Linked DNA regions of Homo sapiens: region 1 is linked to region 2. Evidence: read pairs that join two places in POLR2A ChIA-PET (ENCODE). Cell type or tissue: Panc1. All regions are shown on one strand. Region 1 has its middle 14 kb from the start of ZNF592. Region 2 overlaps PDE8A (phosphodiesterase 8A).

What was found. ChIA-PET counts read pairs that join two places held together with the same protein. Peaks named below come from ENCODE experiments on the same cell type or tissue, not always from the same donor. Only the 100,000 strongest peaks of a DNase experiment are listed, where the experiment ranks them.
Region 1: POLR2A ChIA-PET joins it to region 2 with 12 read pairs; 3 of 35 experiments call an interaction of 5 or more read pairs at or near these places.

The regions. Positions count from the first base shown.
Region 1 is chr15:84,732,212-84,737,211 of GRCh38, forward strand. No RefSeq gene overlaps it. Among named protein-coding and RNA genes, the nearest start is that of ZNF592, 14 kb to the right of the region's middle. RefSeq lists enhancers at 1,415-2,318, 2,825-2,884, 2,905-2,994, 4,275-4,334. In Panc1, no CTCF peak of the experiment used is centred here; a DNase peak (open chromatin) is centred at 3,064; H3K4me3 peaks cover 511 bases.
Region 2 is chr15:85,035,076-85,040,075 of GRCh38, forward strand. The region is part of intron 1 of PDE8A (phosphodiesterase 8A); the gene reads left to right. Among named protein-coding and RNA genes, the nearest start is that of PDE8A, 56 kb to the left of the region's middle. RefSeq lists an enhancer at 1,630-1,689. In Panc1, no CTCF peak of the experiment used is centred here; no DNase peak of the experiment used is centred here.

The sequences.
Region 1 (5,000 bases), 300 kb before region 2:
CTGCCTCAGCCTCCCACATAGCTGGGATTACAGGCATCTGCCACCACGCCTGGCTATTTTTTTGTACATATATACATATATTCCTTGAAATGGAGTTTCACTCTTGTTGCCCAGGCTGGAGTGCAATGTCATGGTCTCGGCTCAGTGCAACCTCTGCCTACTGGGTTCAAGTGATTCTTCTGCCTCAGCCTCCCAAGTAGCTGGGATTACAGGCACCTGCCACCACACCCAGCTAATTTTTTAAATTTTTTTATTTTTAGTAGTGACAGAGGTTTCACTACGTTGAGCAGGCTAGTCTTGAACTCTTGACCTCAAAGTGATCCATCCACCTCAGCCTCCAAAAGTGCTGGGATTACAGGCATGAGCCATCATCCCCAGCCTGCCTTTTTTTTTTTTTTTAAAGGTGCTTGGTCATGTAAACCGATCATGCCAACTTAAAAAAAATCTATATGCTTTCAGCCAAGCATGGTGGCTCACGCCTGTAATCCCAGCACTTTGGGAGGCTGAGGTGGGAAGATCTTTTGAGCTCAGGAGTTCAAGACTCTCCTGAGCAACATAGTGAGAACCCATCTCTACTAAAAATGTCAAAAATTAGCTTGGTGTGGTGGTACACATTGGTAGTCGCAGCTACTTGGGAGGCTGAGGCAGGAGGATCACTGGAGCCCAGTAGTCTGAGGTGGCAGTGAGCTGTGTTTGCACCACTGCACTCCAGCCTGGGTGACAGAGCAAGACCCTGTCTCAAAAGAAATTTAAAAAATTGGCCAGGCGTGGTGGCTCACCCATATAATCTCAGCACTTTGGGAGGCCAAGGTGGGTGGACCACTTGAGGTCAGGAGTTCGTGACCAGCCTAGCCAACATGGTGAAACCCCGTCTCTATTAAAAATGCAAAAAAATTAGCCGCTCATGGTGACGGGTGTCTGTAATCCCAGCTTTTCGGGAGGCTGAGGAATGAGAATCGCTTGAACCTGGGAGGCAGAGGTTGCGGTGAGCTGAGATCGTGCCATTGCACTCCAGCCTGGGCAACAGAGTAAGACTCCATCTCAAAAACAAAACCAAAAACAAATAAATCAAAAGAAATTTTTAAAAATCTATATGCTTATATATTCGTGTGGGAAGGAGAATAATTCTAAATAATAAATGAACATAAATCATTAGTATATATGTTTCTTCCAATCCTTTCTTCCTTCCTCGGTGCGGACAGAAGTATCCCCTCTCCCTCAAAGTGCTAACATTTCTGCTTGTCTCTGGTATTAGGCAGGCAAGCTTTGGTGTTTTGGAGTCATATGACCTGGGCTCAAATCCTAACTCTGCCATTGACTAGCAGTGTGATCTTGGGCGAATGACTTAGCTTCTCTGAGCCTCAGTTTCCTCCTCTGTAAATTGGGAATAACATATTCTTATGGAAAATGTCTGGCCCACAGAAGCTAATTACAATAGTATTATGCTGGCATCATACTCCAGTTGACTTTTTTTTTTTTTTTTTTGAGATAGCGTCTTGCTCTGTCACCCAGTCTGGAGTCCAGTGCCCAGCTAATTTTTGTTTTGTTTTGTTTTGTTTTTTGTATTTTTAGTAGATGCAGTTTTGCCATGTTGGCCAGGCTGGTCTTGAACTCCTGGCCTCAAGTGATCAGCTCACCTCGGCCTCCCAAAGTGCTGGAATTATAGGTGTGAGCCACTGCTCATGGCCTCCAGCTAAGTTTTTGAAGCCCTATTCCTCCCTCTCCTGCCAGCTCTACAACTGCTGCCTTTACCTTAGAAGAAGGAAGAAGGAAGAAGAGAAGGAAAAGGAGGAGGAGAAGGGGAAGGAGAAGGAGAAGGAGAAAAAAGAAGAAGAAAAGAAGAAGAAGAAGAAGAAGAAGAAGAAGAAGAAGAAGAAGAAGAAGAAGAAGAAGAAGAAGAAGAAATAGCAGTAGTACAGCTTTTCTGACCTTTAGAAAGAAATATACCTCATTTCACTCTGTTATTCTTTCTGGTTAATGTCTTACTTTTCCCTTTCATTGCAAAGTCAGTGTTCTCAGATTGCATGTGGTTTACTGCCTCACTGTTCTTTCTCCCTTTTCTTCTCTGCCATGAGTCACCTGCTGTGACACTTTAGTGACCCTTAAGATACTTCAGTAAAGACCAGTGGGTTGGCAAATCCAGCAAATCCCCCCCCCGCTTTTTTTTTTTCTGAGAGAGAGTCTCACTCTGTTGCCCAGTCTGGAGTGCAGTGGCGTGATCTTGGCTCACTGCAACCTCTGCCTCCCAGGTTCAAGCAATTCTCCCTGCCTCAGCTTCCTAAATAGCTGGGATTATAGGTGCCTACCACCATGCCCGGCTAATTTTTGTATTTTTTAGTAGAGATAGGGTTTCACCACGTTGGCCAGGCTGGTCTTGAACTCCTGACCTCAGGTGATCGCCTGCCTTGGCTTCCCAAAGCAGTGGGATTACAGGTGTGAGCTACCGTGCCCGGCCAACTCTTTCTTTTCTTTTTTTATTTGAGATAGGGTCTCACTTTGTCGCCCAGGCAGGAGTGCAGTGGCACGATTATGGTTCACTGCAGCCTTCACCTGCTGGGCTCAAGCAATCCTCCCACCTCAGCCTCTCAAATAGCTGGGACTACAGGCATGTGCCACAATGCCCAGCTAATTTTTTTATTGAGACTGGGTTTCTCCATGTTGCCCAGGCTGGTCTTGAACTCCTGGGCTCCAGCAATCCACCTGCCTTGACCTCCCAAAGTGTTTGGATTACAGGCGTGAGCCACAATGGCCAGCCTCCCCTGTCTCTATTCTTCCGGATTTCACCACTGTGACATTCTGCACTCACCACTTCCCCCACCCCACCTTTTTTTTTTTTTTAATGCTTTTCTCCTGTAGCTCCCATGACCACCAGAAGTTACCCAACCAGGCAGATCAGTATCCCTTATCAGCTCACCAGTCCTGAATAATCCCTGACATTTGCATCTTCCTAGATCCCCTCTTTGAGACAGTGTGTTACAACTTTTCCTTTTTCCTCACCCCTCCCCCCTTGGTGACATTCCTTCCCTCTTGCCTGCGGTTACTTCAGAGTCAGCACCTGCACCCACACTTGACTCCTCCCCTCCAGCTCACAAGCGGAAGTATCTTCCTAGCTAAAGCCAGCCTCTCTGCGTTTGCTCTCGATCTCTCCCCTCCCACCATTTGGCCCCCCTTAGGGGACAGAACAGATCATGACTGATGCACCTTCAGCCTCTCCTGCTTTACTTTAAAATCTTGTCATCCTTTAAAATTCTTCCTTGCCCTCATCCGCCCTCCGCATAGTTACTGCCCTCTCTCTCCTCCCTCATTTCTGCCATCAAGCCCAAGCTCTCATGAAGCATTCATTTAATCTTCACAGCAGCCCATGAGGATGGTGTCAGTATTGTCCCTATAAAACAGAAGTGGAGTACAGTTGCTTTATTAAACAAGGTCACCCGGCAGGGGTTTGAAGGCAGAGAACTGGGCTTAGGGTCTGTGCCCTTGACCACTATGTCATACCATAATGCATGCCTCATACTGGATGGTGTCTGTTCCCAGCACTCAGCTCAGTGCCTTGCACATACATAGTAGGGGATTAATAAATATGTCTGACTAAATAAATACATGCTGCAAGTTCTTATTCTTTCACTCTTAGAATGACTCACTAGGCTGGGCACAGTGGCTCACGCCTGTAATCCCAGTACTTTGGGAGGCTGAGGCGGGCGGATCATGAGGTCAGGAGATTGAGACCTTCCCGGCCAACATGGTGAAACCCTGCCTCTACTAAAAATGCAAAAATTAGCTGGGTGTGGTGGCACGTGCCTGTAATCCCAACTACTCGGGAGGCTGAGGCATGAGAATCGCTTGAACCCAAGAAGTGGAGGTTGCAGTGAGCTATCATGCCACTGCACTGTAGCCTGGCGACAGAGCAAAACTCTGTCTTAAAAAAAAAAAAAAAAAAAAAAGACACTAATCCAGGGATTCTCAAAAAATGTAGGGGCTTAGGTTTATAGCTACTTTTCTGAAAGAAGCCACAGTTCTCATGAGTTTGTCATAGGAGTCTGTGTCCATACCAAGTTAATAACTTTTTTTTTTTTTCTTTTGAGACAGGGTCTCACTCGGTCAACCTCCTGGGCTCAAAGGATTCTCCCAAGTAGCTGGGACTACAGCTGTGCGCCACCACACCTGGCTAATTTTTTTTTTTTTTTGTATTTTTTTGTAGAGATGCGGTTTTGCCATGTTGCCCAACCTGGTCTTGAACTCCTGGCCTCAAGTGATCTGCCTGTTTTGGTTTCTCAAAGTGCTAGGACTACAGGTGTGAGCCACCGCATTCGGCCACAACTGCTTGATTCATTCATTTTTCTGTCTCCAGTTTCATTTTCCCCCTTCTCCTCCGCCTCACATCCTGTACAATGCCAGTAGATGACTAGATTGTCAATGTCTCATTTTAATTCTGTTGCTGGTAAAAACATAAGAATAGGCCAGGTGGCACAGTGGCTCATGCCTGTAATCCCAGCACTTTGGTAGGCTGAGGCGGGCAGATCACCTGCAGTCAGGAGTTCAAGACCAGCCTGACCAACATGGTGAAACCCTATCTCTACTAAAAATACAAAAATTAGCCAGGTGCAGTTGCACTCACTTGTAATCCCAGCTGGTAGGAAGGCTCGGGTGGGAGGATCACTTGAAGCTGGGAGGCAGAGGTTTCAGTGGGCCAAAATCACATCACTGCACTCCAGCCTGGGCAACAGAGTGAGACTCTGTCTAAAACAAACAAACAAACAAACAAACAAATATATATATATATAAATATGAATAATTCATACATATATGAATAAATAATTTTCTCTACCTAAAAAGTCTTGAATGCCCTCACCCCACTGCCTCCAACATAAAAATCAAACACTCTGGCCCAATAGCCAAGGCTTTCAGTAATCAAAGCCCAACACACTTTACTAGTACTCCCATTTTTCTCCTGCTTGAATTCTCTGCCCCAGGCAAACCAAAGTCTTCTAACTTCAAAGCCT
Region 2 (5,000 bases):
GTCTTGGTCATCAAGAAGTCGGACCTTATATTCCACTAATATGTTTCTCTGAGCAACTCAAAACCTGGTATTTCAGAAGCTTTGGGGTCAGCAGGAGCAGGACCTCACCTCTGGGTATTTCCTTTTTTTTTTTTTTTTTTTTTTTTTTTTGAGACAGTGTTTCCCTCTTGTCACCCAGGCTGGAGTGCAATGGCACAATCTCAGCTCACTGCAACCTCCGCCTACCAGGTTCAACCGATTCTCCTGCCTCAGCCTCCCAAGTAGCTTGGATTACAGGCGCCCGCCACCACGCCCAGCTAATTTTTTGTATTTTTAGTAGAGATGGGGTTTCAACATGTTAGCCAGGCTGGTCTCAAGCTCCTGACCTCAGGTGATCCGCCCACCTCGGCCTCCCTAAGTGCTGGGATTACAGGCGTGAGCCACCGCGCCGGGCCCTGAGTATTAACTTTAAAGTGATTTTCTTTTTCCACTCAGCCAACTATAGTGAAGGTACTTAGTGTTTTGTTTAAGGTGATTAGTTTCACTCCTCTGAAAAAATTAAAAATTCAAAACTAATAAATAAATGAATGAAACTAAAAAAGGAAAGACCAAATTATTATTTATTTTGAATAGTTATGTTGGAGTTTTTGATGGAAGTTCTTTTCTCAAGAGCTATTCTCAAGGACCAGGAAAATATATTTTGTTTTTGGAAGTTCTTGGAATATAAACAGACCAACTTTCTGAAGTGTCATAATATGTGGTCCCCTAATATGTGTATTTAATGTTCTCCTTTGTTTCACCCTCAGAACCAAAGCTGCCTTCATTCCTTGGTTTCATGGAAATAGTGTGCATATGTAACAGACAATAATAGCACACATGGAGATTCTAGTTTAAATGACATCTAGCAGTTGCTAATGCCACCTTTCCAAATTTTCAGCAGATCTGAGGTTGAAACTGACAACACCAAAAAACAGTCCTAGTGGGGCACATATTTAGAAGTTATGGAACTGGATTGAAAAACATATTTTAAAACAGGAATATCACCCTTGGCAATTTGATAGAAAATGGGAAGACTTAACTGCCTTCCTCATGGTCCACTCCTCATTAACCCTGGCAGCCATCCAAATTCCTCTGTTTATGTGGATGCTACTTTTAACAGCAGTCAGGTACTGCATTCCCTGTCTTCTTCCTGCTTCCTCTTGGTACTACTCTATTCTACATCAATTCAAAGACCCTGGCTGCCAGCATATATCTGAGCAGTGAATGTGATGCTGTCTCAGAGGCTCCCATGATTAAAATGGGGGCATAAACAGGAAACACCCCAGTAGTTGACCGTGTTAGAGACATTGAAGGACAGAGTACATACGCCAGGAAGCAGAGCCACTTTATTCCTAAAGCCTAGTGGACTTGAACCTGTATACATCAACCCTTCCCTCCCACCAAACAAAACATTAGTGCTCAGAGAGTAAAGCTATGAGCCCACATACACTTTGGCTATGGGCAGATGCAGGATCCAGGTAGAATGTTGACCTGGGGTCATTCTTAAGGAGTTCCTGCCCAAGATGTTAGCTCATCAGGCTGAGAGGACTCCAGCAGTAAAGGTTGTGGGATCTATACTTTGGTAGAAAAGGAGAAAGGACCAAGAAAAGCCAGCTGAGGCACTGCCTCAGCTGCCCATCTAAAGGAAGTTGCAGCAGGAGGGACACAGTAGAAGAATCTCTAGAGACATCACAAAAATGCTTTTTTAGAGAAAGAGCTTTAAACATCCATCAGGCCCCAAGAATGAGAAGTCGTCTTCTAACAGCACTGGTCAGGGACTTCTCTGACCCTTTCCTGTCCTCCCTGCCTCAGAAACAGCAGCTAGCAGATTGGGGAGGAAGTGAGGGAGATAGAACAGTCCCCACCCCCAGCTTCTTCCCCAGTGGCAGGCTGCCCCTGCAACTGGTCCTGCTATTAGAGAGAGGTCTTTTCTTCAAATGAAGGTTGCAGTGCTCTTAAGATACTGGACTAATTTTTTTTTTTTTTTTGGAGACGGAGTTTCTCTCTTGTCGCCCAGGCTGGAGTGCAATGGCGCAATCTTGGCTCACTGCAACCTCTCCCTCCCGGGTTCAAGGGATTCCCTTGCCTCAGCCTCCCAAGTAGCTGGGATTACAGGTGCCCACGACCACGCCCAGCTAATTTTGTATTTTTAGTAGAGACAGGGTTTCTCTATGTTGGTCACACTGGTCTCAAACTCCCAACCTCAGGTGATCTGCCCGCCTCTGCCTCCCGAAGTGCTGGGATTACAGGCGTGAGCCACAGCACCCAGCCTGATCACTTTCTTTTTGCAAATGTAACCATCCAGATTAAAAAAGAGCATTCCAGGACCCCATGAGATGCCCTTGTATTCCCTTTTGATTACCTCTCACCCCACAAAATATACTATAGATTAGTTTTGCCTGATTTGAACTTTATTTAAATTGATCATTTTTAATTACTGAACTGAGCCTTAATTATAATGTGAAATGAGCAGAAAGATATTTCAAAATGTTTCATGATGGTTCTTTATGGCCAGTATTTTTGTATATCCTGTAGAAATATGTCATTCCCTTTATTTTCAAACCTCATTTGTGAGATTTTAGGGATACGAATGCCTTTTTGGGACTGGTGTGGCTGTGTTCTTCTTATTAATTATTACTGAAGTAAAGAGGAAATGATATCAGCAGATGTGCAGAGCTTTTATTTGCACTGAATACACTATTCATTTAGACAAAAAGATCATTTCTCAATTCAAATCAGAATATTCTAATTTAAGGCTGAAATCAGTTGTGTCATAATCTCTATGGAAACAAAGCTTTCTACTGTGTAGTAGTTGCATAAGTAACTCATTTCCCCTTGTAGATATACAAATTGTAGATGCAAACACTTCTTTTTCCATTTTCTCCCAACAATACTCTTGAAATAGAAGATACTTTAGTCATATTTGTTACGTTTTACAAAATTTAAAATATCTGTTCAAATTTCCTGCTGACATACATTTTAATAAAATTGTTAAAACTTAAAAATTGTTGATGAGCTCACTTTCTTTTGCTAGTTGAATTCAGAAAAAGAAGATTGAGTTATCCTTCTTAGCTCTTGCGTATTAGTGTCATCTAACTCTGCAAGGCTCTCTCCAATTGGGGGGTGTGTGTGTGTGTGTGTGTGTGTGTGTGTGTGTGTGTTTTACTAATCTGCAGGCATTCTTCGTATATTGTGGGTATGAGCTCTTTGTCAGTTTTACGTTTTGCAGATACTTTCTCCAACTTCGTGGCTTACTTTTTCATTCCTTTACATGGGTCTTTTGATGACCCAAAGTTCTTAATTTTGAAATCTAACTTATCAGTCTTTTCCTTTATGATTAGTGCTTTTCGTATCTGGTTAAGAAATCTTTGCCTCAATGAAAGCAAAAATAGAAAAATGAAATTGCATCAAACTAAAAAGCTTCTGTACTCGGCAAAGGAAACAATTAGCAGCATGGAGAGACAAGCTGCAGACTGGGAGAAAAGATTTGCAAATCACACATCAGATAAGGGGCCAATATCCAAAATATATAAGAACCGCAAACTACTAATAACAAGAAAACACGTAACTTAAAAAATGGCCAAAGGACCTGAATAGACATTTCTCAGAAGATATACAGATGGCTAACAGATAAATGGAAAAAAATGCTCAACACCTCTAATCATCAGAGAAATGCAAATTAAACCATAATGAAATATATCACCTCATACCTTTGGATTGGCTGTTATCAAAAAGGTGAAAGATAAGGCTGAGGCCGGTGGCTCACACCTGTAATCCCAGCACTTTGGGAGACTGAGGCAGGCAGATCACCTGAGGTTAGGAGTTTGAGACCAGCCTGACCAACATGGAGAAACCCCGTCTCTACTAAAGATACAAAATTAGCCAGGCGTGGTGGTTCATGCCTGTAATCCTAGCTACTTGGGAGGCTGAGGCAGGAGAATTGCTTGAACTCGGGAGGCAGAGGTTGCAGTGAGCCGAGATTGTGCCATTGCACTCCAGCCTTAGTAACAAGAGCGAAACTCCATCTCAAGAAAAAAAAAAAAAAGAAAAGAGTGGGTACAGTGGCTCATGCCTATAAGCCCATCACTTTGGGAGGCTGAGACGGGAGGATCGCTTGAGCTCAGGAGTTCCAGACCAGCCTGAGCAACCTAGTAAGACCTCATTTCTATAGAACACAAAGTAAAAATTAGCTAGGAATAGTGGCACATGCCTGTAGTCCCAGCTACTTGGGAATCTGAGGTGGGAGGATTGCTTGAGCCCGGGAGGTTGAGACTGCAGTGAGCTGTGATCGCACCACTGTCTCCCAGCCTGGGTGACAGAGTGAGATCTTGTCTAAAAAAAAAAAAAGATGGAAAATAAACGTTGGTGAGGATGTGGAGGAGAGAAGGGAACTTCACACGCTGTTAGTAGTATTGTAAATATATACAGTCACTTTGGAAAACAGTATGGAGGTTCCTAAAAAAAAAACTAAAAATAGACTTAGCATGCCATCTAGCAATCCCACTTCTGAGTGTATATCCAAAGGAATTGAAGTCAGTGTGTTGAAGAGATGTCTGTCTGTACTCCTGTGTTCGTTGCAGTTTTATTCACAACAGCCAAGATGTAGAAACAATCGATGTGCTGATCCACAGACAAATGGATTAAAAAATGCAATATATACATGCAGTGGAATACTATTCAGCCTGTCATTTGTGACAACATGGATAAACTTAGAGGACTTTCTGCTAAGTCAAATAAGCCAGGCACAGAGAGACAAATACCCTATGATTTCACTTATGTGGAATATACAAAAGTTGAACTTAGAAGTAAAGAGTAGAATGATAATTACCAGAGGCTGGAGGGTAGGGGAGTGGTAGATGGGAAAAGAGGATACACTGGTCAGAGGGCACAAAGTTTCATTTAGATAGGAGGAATAAGTTCTGGTGGTTCATTGTATAGCAAGGAGATTGCAGTTAATAATAATGTATATTTCAAAATAGCTA